2 separate regions of the Mus musculus genome follow, and region 1 is linked to region 2. The links are chromatin loops, found by intact Hi-C in ENCODE. Cell type or tissue: left cerebral cortex. All regions are shown on one strand. Links, peaks and the distances in the headings refer to the core of each region. The heading gives the core; the rest is flanking DNA.

What was found. A loop is a pair of places that touch in the nucleus more often than their neighbours do. Peaks named below come from ENCODE experiments on the same cell type or tissue, not always from the same donor. Only the 100,000 strongest peaks of a DNase experiment are listed, where the experiment ranks them.
Region 1: a loop joins it to region 2, with 2.1 times the contacts of the local background. A loop is called at or near these places in 17 of 42 quality-filtered maps.

What each region holds. Positions count from the first base shown.
Region 1 is chr6:31,388,861-31,394,238 of GRCm38, forward strand. The region is part of intron 2 of Mkln1os (muskelin 1, intracellular mediator containing kelch motifs, opposite strand); the gene reads right to left. Among named protein-coding and RNA genes, the nearest start is that of Mkln1os, 7.2 kb to the right of the region's middle. In left cerebral cortex, for the core only: a CTCF peak has its summit at 2,082 (motif pointing left); DNase peaks (open chromatin) are centred at 1,018 and 1,982; H3K27ac peaks cover 716 bases.
Region 2 is chr6:31,207,524-31,212,901 of GRCm38, forward strand. The region is part of intron 1 of Lncpint (long non-protein coding RNA, Trp53 induced transcript); the gene reads right to left. Among named protein-coding and RNA genes, the nearest start is that of Lncpint, 8.3 kb to the right of the region's middle. In left cerebral cortex, for the core only: CTCF peaks have their summits at 1,222 (motif pointing right) and 3,028 (motif pointing left); a DNase peak (open chromatin) is centred at 4,745; H3K4me3 peaks cover 375 bases; H3K27ac peaks cover 640 bases.

The DNA of each region.
Region 1 (5,378 bases), core at 198-5,197, 180 kb after region 2:
CCAGGAAATGTGATTCCTCTCCCTCTCCCTCTCCCTCCCCCTCCCCCTCCGGCTCCCTTCCTCCCTCTCCCTCTCCCTCTCCCTCCCTCCCTCTTCCCTCTCTCTCCCTCCCCCTCCCCCTCTCCCACCCCCCCAGTGTGTGTGTGTGTGTGTGTGTGTGTGTGTGTGTGTGTCTATGCGCGCATGCCACTGTCTGGGACGTTCTGGATATCCCTGTGTCCCCTCACTCTCTGACTTGCCCTCTGGGTTCTCCTCTCTAATGTGAAGTTGTCCAGAATTATTTTTTTATTACCAACTTTCCTATCACAGTCATTCCCCAGTTTACTGTTTTGATATCTGTAGATATAGATGTGTGTATGCATATATGTGCACACATGTATGCATGTATGTATTCCCCACTGACACCGATACTAGCTTTCTGGAGCCACGGCTCCTAATCTGGAAGAGATTTCAATATGGTGCCTTTTGTATGAACAAGGAAGGGTTGTCTTGACTGATTCATGGGTGCCAATTCCTATGGAACTATAGGATTATTGTGCTATCTAGATGATTCTGCTCTGGTCTATTGATACCCATCATTAGAAATATGACATTTGAAACAAGATTACATCCATCACCAACATCACTACTACTACCACATATAGTTTTATACCAACCACTTCTGAACAGACATAAGCCAGGCGTATCCTCTGTACCTGGTACATGGGAGAGGAAGGGTAATTGCTTACTTCAGTGAATAGATGGAAGTTTAACAAAGCAAGGGAAGTAGAGCCAACTAGATGAAAGGGGGAAATTAGGGAAACTAGTTATGCCTAGAGTTTCACAGAACCCAGGCTATGGCAGGGATCGAGGGCACAGGAAGAGTGTAGCTTCAAAGCTCCTTGACCTTGGCCATGACAACCCAGATGGATGGAACACTCTTCTGCTGAGCCAGTTTCCCGCCCCCACCCCCAAGGCCTTTTGGTTCCAAACATACTAAGAATCAGTGTTAATTGCTCTTTTGAAATATCGTTTTGTCCGCTCCATTCGGATGTGGCAATTTGCAAAGCAATCTCCAGCAGTTGACAGTTCGTCCATAGCTGTGTGGTATCCAGACATTTCCTGGGACTTCTGCCCACCTCCTATGCAGCTGGCAGTGTCTGCCAAACCAGGATATGTGCTCAGCTGGGATTAACTTGGAACCAAGTGGCGCTTTGTTGTGTCTAAGATTTGTTTAAATTCTGCAAAGGTGAAGGGCAGTCCTACTTAATCCAAATAATAAAAGCGAAATTTAAAAATTAGGACTGAGGATCATAGCTCAGCTGGGTAAAGTGCTCATCATTTGCACCAGCAGGAGGACCTGAGTTCAACCTCCAGGAGCGAATGTGAAAAAGACAGGAGTGGTAGTGCACATGTAATAATCCCAGCACTGGGAGGGTGGGTTGCTGCTGGCCAGGCAGCCTAACCTCCTTGGTGGGCCCCAGGTCGGTGAGAGCACAAGTCCCAAAAAGGCAAAGTGGAAGACACTTGAGCTGACCTCTGGCTTACTCATGCGCACATGTGTCCATGCCCGCCCTCTCCAAATTAAACATTAGCAGGTGCGTGAAGACTGCCTGAGTCCACACTGGGCTGATAAGAATTGTCGCTCTGACAGGTTCAAGGACAAGGTCAGCAGGCTGGTGGCTGGGAGCCCAGGTCAAGAATCTGTATTCTTTGTATGATGCCCTCTAGATTTATGCTTGTGGGAACTGGGAGAGTAAAGTTACTGGCTGTTTCCTTTTGAAGCTCCTTCCTTTTGGCCAGAGAGATTCTCAGCTCCTTCACACTTGGCTTCAAGGTCGTAGCCTAGACCAAAATGTTTACAGAAAAAGCTAGGCACTTATGAAGAGGACTCTCTGCCAGCTCCTACACTCCCAGTGCCTGGCTCCAAACAAGCTCAGCAAACCAAGGAAGGGATAAAGTGGCCTCTGGAACCAAGAATTTTTAGGTTTGATTGCCAAAGGGAAAGCAGATGCATTCTGCCCTACTTCCCCGACCGCTGACACAGATGCTGCTGCTGCTGCCATCTCCTGGGAGAAGACAGGCCTGGCCTAAACTTCACACCTGATGCCTATGTCTAGGTTCACCCCTGACTCAGCTTAAGGCCCTGCTGGGCAAAGGCTGAAATACGTTTGCCTTAAGAAACAAACAACCCCAAACTACCTACTTAATCAACAACAACAAAAAATATTACACTTGTCCTTTTTGCATTTCTTTTGTTCTTTTTGGACAGCATTTTGCTTAAAGAAATGAATTCAGGGCTAGGGAGTACAGCCACCATAGAAAGGGCTTGTCTAGTATGCTCAAGGTCCAGAACTCCACTCCCCAAATTGGAAAAAGCAGGCTTCATAACTGTCAGTTTCCGGACTATCAGAGGCTCCTCCTCTTAGCTCTCTGAACCCCGAGCCCGATGGTAATGGCGAGGATGCATACACACTGGCTTTTAAAGGAGAGAATACATACAAGCTTACTGATCCTCGATGTCCAAGCATCTCAGTTTACTTGCCAGGCGATTCTGAGAGTTGAGATAGCAACGGGAGCTCCAAGTATTCAAGACATGGTCAATGGGAACACGATCATGCTTCCAATCTCCCTGGGGGGATTTTCTTTAGTATCTTAGTTTCTTTTCCTGCTGCTGTGATTTTTAAAAAGGCAAACTAGTAAAACAAACAAACTCAAAACTAACAAAAGCAAGTCAGAGGAGAAAGGGTTTAGCTCAGCTCATACTTCAAGGGTACAATCTACCCCGGCAGAGAAGCTGGCAGTTGGCCACACTAGACCCAGAGTCAGAAAGCAGAGAAAGATGAGTGCTCATCTAAAGTACTCAGCTCACTTTATAATTTTATTTAATTCAGAGTTTCTACCCATGGAATAGTCTCCCTTATAGTTGAAAGGGTCTTCTGCAGCTGGTGAGATAGCTCAGTGGTTAAGAATAGTTATTTTTCTTGCAGAGGACCCAGTTCAGTTTCCGGAATCCACATAGTGGCTCATAATCATCTAGGAATCTAGTTCCAGAGTGCCCAATCCCTTGTCTTCATAGGCTCAGGATCATCTTCTAAAGCAAAGTGCATGCATTCCAACATTGACAGTCCCTAGAGCCCAACGGTTCTCAGCCTTCCTAATGCAGCCATCCTTTAATACAGTTCCTCATATAGTGGGGACCCCCATCCAGAAAATTATTTTTGTTGCTACTTCATAACTAATTTCACTGCTGTTATTAATTATTATGTAAATATTTGATATGAAGGGTATCTGATATGCAAACCCTGTGAAAGGGTCCTTCAACCCCCAAAAAGGCCGCCAATAACAACTACAAAGTCTCTTAACTGTGAGTTCCTACAAAATAAGCAAGCTATATACTTCCAACATAAAATGGCCAAGAGTAAATATTCCTATTCCAAAAGGAAAGAATGGGGGCACAGAAAGGAGTGACTGGGTCAAAGCAAGACCAAAATCCAGTAGGGCAAACACCAAATCCTACAGCATTGTGTCTTGCATCAGAGGCTTGTAATACAATCATCTGGGTTCTAAATGGGCTGGATGGCTCCACTCCTCCAGCTCTGCTGCCTGTAACACACATAGCCTCTCTCTTAGGCTGGCACCATTCATCCTGTCAGCTCTCATTGGCAGACATCCCATGGTCCTAGTTATCTCTAGTGCCCCCAGGTCACCTATATAGCCATGTGCACTGGCTTTCCCGGGCCTCCTGGTAGGGACCCTGACTCCCGCACATGCTACCTGGCCTCAGTGGCTCTGCAGTATCAGTGCAGATCAGGACTCCATGACTGCTTCTAAGTTTTCATTTTTAGTGGTTCCAAACCATGCAGATGCTGCTGCCAAATTCTGCTGCCAGTTCATGATATAGTCCAGCCCCCCCGTACCACAGACATGGCAACATCTGTATGCCTTCTGGGCCAGCTTTGGTGAAATAGTTCCTTAGGTGGTTGTGTTAGACCTTCATGAGTTGGAGCCTCTGAGGGTCTTGTTCTCAGGGACCCTTTCTCCGTTATCCCAGTGCAGGGCGGGAGGCTCCTCCTCTGGGCTGCCGTTTTACTTAATGGTTACACTGTTTCCTCATTACTGCCCCGGATGCTCTCCTAACTTGAACTTTCCTCTGATAAACAAGTTAATTTATTAACTTTAAGTTCAACTTCATACAGGTTCTTAGTTTACAGTCAAAATGAAGCCAGATTCTTAGCCAAAATATCACATGAGTGGTCCCTGGCCCAGTTCCTGGTAGAGTCTTTGGTTCTCTCTGATAACTCATGAGCTGGGCCTCCACTGTCTGTGTTTTTTCAGCACTCTTGTATTCTAAGGGCCCGGTTTCCAGCCTTCCAGGGCTCTTTTTAGTCCTAAGTGCCAAACTCTTCCACATCCCACCATTTCCAAAGGCCTAGGAGCCATGTGGTCAGGTTTATCCAGCAATGACCCCACTCTTGGCACCACTTTTCTACCTCACATTCTCTTCCTGTTGGTATAAAACACCCTGACAAAAGCAACGTAGGGGAGAAGGGTTTGTTCTAGCTCACAGTTCGTAGGGACCTAAGACGGCCTGAGCTTGAGGTCACACTGCACCCACAGTCAGGAAGCAGAGAACAATGGATGCTAGGACTCTGCCTGCTTTATTCAGAGTATGCACTTCAGAACCCCCACCTAGGGAACAGTCTCCCCACATCCATCAACACAATGGAAATAATTCTCCACAGACAGTCTCAGAACGTGGCCTTCATCTGCATTATAACATACAGTGCACTGGGAAGCTTTCCTCCCAGGTGATTCTGGATTCTGCCAGGGTGACAATGCCAACCATCACACTGACCAAAATTTGAACTGACATCCTCTATGTCTTTAATTCTGTCTCGTCTTTAATTTTGTGGAAAACATAATTATAAATTGTCAAGAAGAAATTCAGAGGGAAGCAGGAGACATGTTTCTTGGTACTTAGCATAAGCCTATGATAGGGGATTTGAAGAATAGTCACATAAATATAGACATATATAACACACATTTCTCAGGAAAAGCCTAGGAAAAATCGGGGGTTTGGGTTCTAGGTGCACACCTGCAAATAGCTCAGTTGTATAAATGTCTTAGGTGCTTCCATCTGTTGTATACTACTGTAAAAGGACATTTTTCTTCTACATCAGAGTTTGCTTAGAAGACAGCAAGTTACAGCCGGGCATGGTGGCGCACACCTTTAATCCCAGCACTCGGGAGGCAGAGGCAGGCGGATTTCTGAGTTCGAGGCCAGCCTGGTCTACAGAGTGAGTTCCAGGACAGCCAGGGCTACACAGAGAAACCCTGTCTTGAAAAACCAAAAAAAAAAAAAAAAAAAAAAGAAGAAGAAGAAGACAGCTAGTTGG
Region 2 (5,378 bases), core at 300-5,299:
AGTGCAAAAGGCGTTAACAGAAACGCTAAACCAGAAACTCCCTCAGTGGTTCAAATACACAGGAAAGGCTGTCTTTAGAAGCCACATCCTCCTGGGAACCACAACGTAGCAGAAATCTTCCAAATCCTGATAGGTGACCTTTCCTGGCTTTAGGATTCAACTTCAACTGACAGGACTTGGGACCCACCCAAACTCCAGGGGGAGGGAGAGGGCCAAAAAGATGCATTTTCAAGCAAGAAGTGGGAAAGATTATAGAGCCATAACAATTCTTTTGTCACAAAGCCTGTATGAATTAGTGGGAAAACTACAAAATTCAAAGGGCTAAATTCAGAACACGAATAACACTGTGACCAACACAACACGATTGAGTGTTCGAACCACAGCAGTAACTAAACTCGTGTAAGGGATTCTGGAGTCTCTCACCTGCAATCAAGACCCTGCCCTCTGTCAGGCCTGTGATAAGCAACACCCCTGTGAGGGTCTGTAACCCTACCACTGTAGGGATAAGTTCTATTTAGCACCTGAGGGCAGGGAAACCCTTTGTACACCCAAATTCTCACAAAGGAACAGAGAAGAGGAGCCAGCTTTTCCCAGGGCCCGGAAGCTACCAGGAGCAACTGTGAGTGCCAAGCAACTATACATCACTGTTAAAAGAACACTCAGAGCCGGCATGGTGGCGCAGGCCTTTAATCCCAGCACTTGGGAGGCAGAGGCAGGCGGATTTCTGAGTTTGAGGCCAGCCTGGTCTACAAAGTGAGTTCCAGGACAGCCAGGGCTACACAGAGAAACCCTGTCTCGAAAACAAAACAAAACATTCAGTGTTACACCTCAATGTTCCAAGTAAGATCAGCCGGAAAAAGGAAGTGTGGAGACGGTCTCATGTAGATCCACACAGAAGCATTGGCCAACCCCGCCCAATGAGAGAGGCTTCGACACAATTCTCACAGGTTGGAGTAAAAGGAACTGAAAGAAATTGAGTCAGATGCTCCCATATAGAAAAGGTCTTTATTAAAGACAAGATAAAACAAAGACTGTTTTAGCTTTTCAATGTTGTGACCCTTTAGTGACCTCATGTTGTGGTGAGCCCACCAACCATAAAATTATTTATTGTTACTTCTTTAAAAAGTTCAATTTTGCTGCTGTTTCTTTTTTTTAAAGATTTATTTATTTTATTATATGTAAGTACACTGTTGCTGTTTTCAGACACTCCGGAAGAGGGCGTCAGATCCCATCACAGATGGTTGTGATCCACCATGTGGTTGCTGGGATTTGAACTCAGGACCTTCGGAAAAACAGTCAGTGCTCGTAACTGCTGAGCCATCTCGCCAGTCCTGCTGCTATGAATGTATCTGTGTTGTCCGTTGGTCTTAGGTGACCCCTGGGAGAGGGCTGTTTAACAATCCCCAAGGTGGGCAGACCCACAAATTGAAAAACCAGTGCTCTAGAGGAAGGGGGGAAAGGGACGCTCAAGGAAGGGCCAGGAGAAGAACCCTACAACAGGCATGGCAACGGACATTCCAGGTCCCAGCATTCTCACGTCCGCTTATCCCAGAAATTAAACTTCTGTCACAAACTTAATTGACTCTGAGTTAGCTGTGTATAGCAAGCTGTTGTTTGTGCTCATAATTCTTACACTTAGGAGCCTAAGACAGAAGGAGGACTGCTGTAGGACTTAAGGGTGGCTTGGGCTACATAAGTGAGTTCCAGAGACTCCCTGGCTAAAGTGTGGGATCCTGGCTCAAATCAAAATAAAATCTAAAGATTCATATAAAGAACTGCATCTCCGTGCCCAGTGTCAAACACAAGAAAAAGCGACTGTAGATCTCAGTAGCACGTCTTTTCAACATGATAAACAAATTCATGCCTACAGCTCTATCTATGAAAGCCTAAAATCAGTCACGTGTGTGTGAAATCAGCTCTTAAGAGTCTAAGTTTCAGTATTTCCTAAGAGCAGTTACAAAATATACTATTTCAAGATAAACCTAAATCTCGTGCAGAGTGGAGCCAGTCTGGAGGCTGCAGACCGCTATGGCCCACACGAATTCATCAAACACACTCCGGAAGAAGCAACATGCCTAACTTCCAGAAATCTGATTTAAACGTGTTAGTGATTATCAAAGCCATCTAAAAGTATAAGCACTGACTCTGACAAAGCAGAACTATGAAAAAAGTCTGACATGAGCTAAATAACAGGACGTGGTGACAGTCACAGAAAACGAAAGCTCACAGCCATTATTTCCTCACAGAGAAGCCTGTGCTGCTATAATTAGTCCGGTTAATAAGTCTTTAAGTAAAGTGTTTAAAAATCTTGAAGGATCCCATCACTGCCACCGGTCCTTCCTCCCTGTAGATCCCATTTGGTTTCTCTCTCCGATGAGGCTGTACCGACTTCCAATGGAAACCACTTCCTTCCACTGAACTCTCCCTGCTTACCTCAGCTTATGTCAGACCCTGACTCACCTGGTCATCATTTGGAAGGTCTCCAGAGCTCCTGTCCTCTTAGAAGCCATATGAGAGCACCAGCATAGAGTCCCAAGTACACTGTGATGTCTGCTTTAAGACCGTTATCCCTGACTGACCCCTCGCTTCTGCCCACGGGCTGCTAGGAGCCACAGAACTGCTGCTGTGCCCACAGCCTGTTCATGACTGCGCTCCGGCTTCCTATGCATCCTGCACATACCACATCTCGTTCCTGAGCACATGCTCTTCCCTGCGTCCCCTGTTCTCGGAGGACTTCTGTGTCATTGCTATCACTGTCTTATACAGACCCAAAGCTATATAACCTCAACTAGAAATACACTCTGTGTGCTAGACCCACTGTTTTTCAGTGAGCCCCAGCACTGCACTGCCACTCGATCTTAAAAGGCAATTTGCTGGACAGGAGTTGACTCCGTGGTTAAGAGCACTGCCCATTCCTCCAAAGGATGGAGGTCCGATTTCCAGCACCCACGTGGTGGCTCACAATCATCTGTAACTCCAGTTGCAAGGCACACTCTGGCTTCTGACACCCTCTTCTGGCTTCCTCAGGAACTGTGTATACTGACAAACATGCAGGAAAAATACCCACACATGTTAAAAAAAGAAAAAAGAAAAAAAGGTGACTGGTTAGTATTTAATACATGGAAGTTTAATCAGCTGCTTACAATACTGACATTTAAAATCAGAAATATTTTTTAAAACATGATCTAAGTAGCCCCGGCTGTCCTGGAATTTGCTACTATGTAGACCAGGCTAGTCTCAAACTCACCTGCCTGTGCCTCCAAAGTGCTGGGATTTAAAGACATGGGCCACCAGACCTGGCTATTTTAATGTATCTTTACTAAGAATTCTCGGGCTACTCAGGAATATCTAATCTGAGTTTGAATAGACCCAAGGTTTTCTGAAAACGTGGAAATTTGTCAAAGAGTAATAATTACTACCATATGGCAATTTTAAAATGTCATGATGGAGAATTCAAGTAATGGTTGTGATATAATCAGGGTGTGAGGGTGTGTGTGTGTGTGTGTGTGTGTGTGTGTGTAAAATCTTCAAGGAGAAGAAAAAAAAACTACCTAATTCCATGTGTGGTCCTCTAAGCATCAGGACCAGCAATCCTGGGAATCAAGTATATATTAGTGTATTAGTGAGCCTACCCAATCCAAGGCCTTCCTAGTCAGATGGTCTGGGCAGCCAATCATGTGTGTTCTAACAAGCCCTCTGTGGTTTGGGAACCACGGGTCCAATGTAACCAACTCCACAAAGAACCGAAGCCAAACATTTCCTCATATTCAATTTTGTTTTTGAGACTGTCTCATGATGTAGGTTAGCCTTGAACTTGTGAGCCTCCTGCCAGCCAGAATGGTCATTGGAAACACACCCAGCCTCCTTAAATTCTTCGATGAACCTTGGTCATTTACTGTCAACAGTTCTCTGAAAGCCAAGGTTCTTTAACGCTGCACCTGAATCCATTTAGTTCTATGAGCTCTCATAGGCAAAATGCATCTTGATTCTGTTACCAATCTAACAGCATCACTAGATATGTAGACACAGGCAAATATAAAGTTATTTATGCTGAGTAATTTATATTGAAAACCTAAAAAAGCAGCCTACACATGACTGACCTCTGAACACATCAAGTATCAAAGGCTTCCTTTCATTTGTTTAGCTAGGTTCAATTCTGTTGCTCTCAGTAGTGTTTGGTTTTGTTTCTAAGGCAACAGCAGGAATTGCTGGAACACTTGGTTGACAGTTTGAGGAGCTCACACTTATTTATGTGTTATTATTTGTACCCCTCAAACAGATTCCGCCAGGCGTGGTGATGCACACCCTCGATCCCAACACTCCAGAGGCAAAGGCAGACCAGTCTGGTTTACACAGTGAGATCCACGGGGCTCACAGTCAGACCCTGTAGAGAGATTCACTCCAGAATTATTTTAAAATAGGCCACAAAAATAGGCAGAAATTCCTTAAGAAAAAGGTTGCCTGCCCCCGCCTCAGTTCACATTTCACATAGGAATAATCATGCCTTTTGATTTTGTTTCGAGGGACAGGTTTGTATTTCCTTGTGTTGCACTTATTTTATAGTAAAATTAGTTTTCACTGTGGGGCATAGTGAATGACAGGCCCTGACATCAGGAATTCTAGAAGCCATGGGAAAAAAAAAATGCAGGCTGAAACCTCAGGCACACATCACAGCATCAAGTGGGCCCATCTGCTACACAAGATGGAGAGTGGACTTCTGTACCATCTTCTGCAGACACTACCGCGTGCACGGCAGCTGCACTGTCATGCAGCCCCAGCAGACTGGCTCACATGTAAGGATGTCGGGATTTTCCACCTTCGAGCTCGTTTTAAATGTGTTTGGCATATCCTAGGCCTTCTTAATAAAAATATCCCCTAGTAGTTACTTACGTAAAAAAACACTTGCTTCTGCTTCTACCTTAAATATCCACTTGGAGAAGTTTCCAAGGTTCTAGCACAAGACTGAGGCTTAGAGATTATAAAATGAAGGGTTCATTCCCACTCTTATGCTGAAATTGTTTTCTCAATGTCATGCCAGGATGGTATTTTCACTCTTCTTTTCAGAATTATTAACATATACTTATTTATATATTTTTTTTCATGAGCCAAATAACCAAAGCTCTTCAATGCATGGAATTTTACTTTCTTCACCACACAATCAGAATAAATCCTCGCTTTTCTCCGTGTGCATACAGTCTCCTCCTAACCTGTACACCCCATCTCATGACTTCACTTTTACTCTGTCATCAAACAAGGGTAAGGGCTACGGGAAAGAAATCAAGGTCACGCTTGACCAGAATGCCTTGGAACAACCGTGGCGTCAAGAATGACGTGAGAACTGTGTCCTCTGTCTTTTCTTCTGCTCTTCAACCTGCACT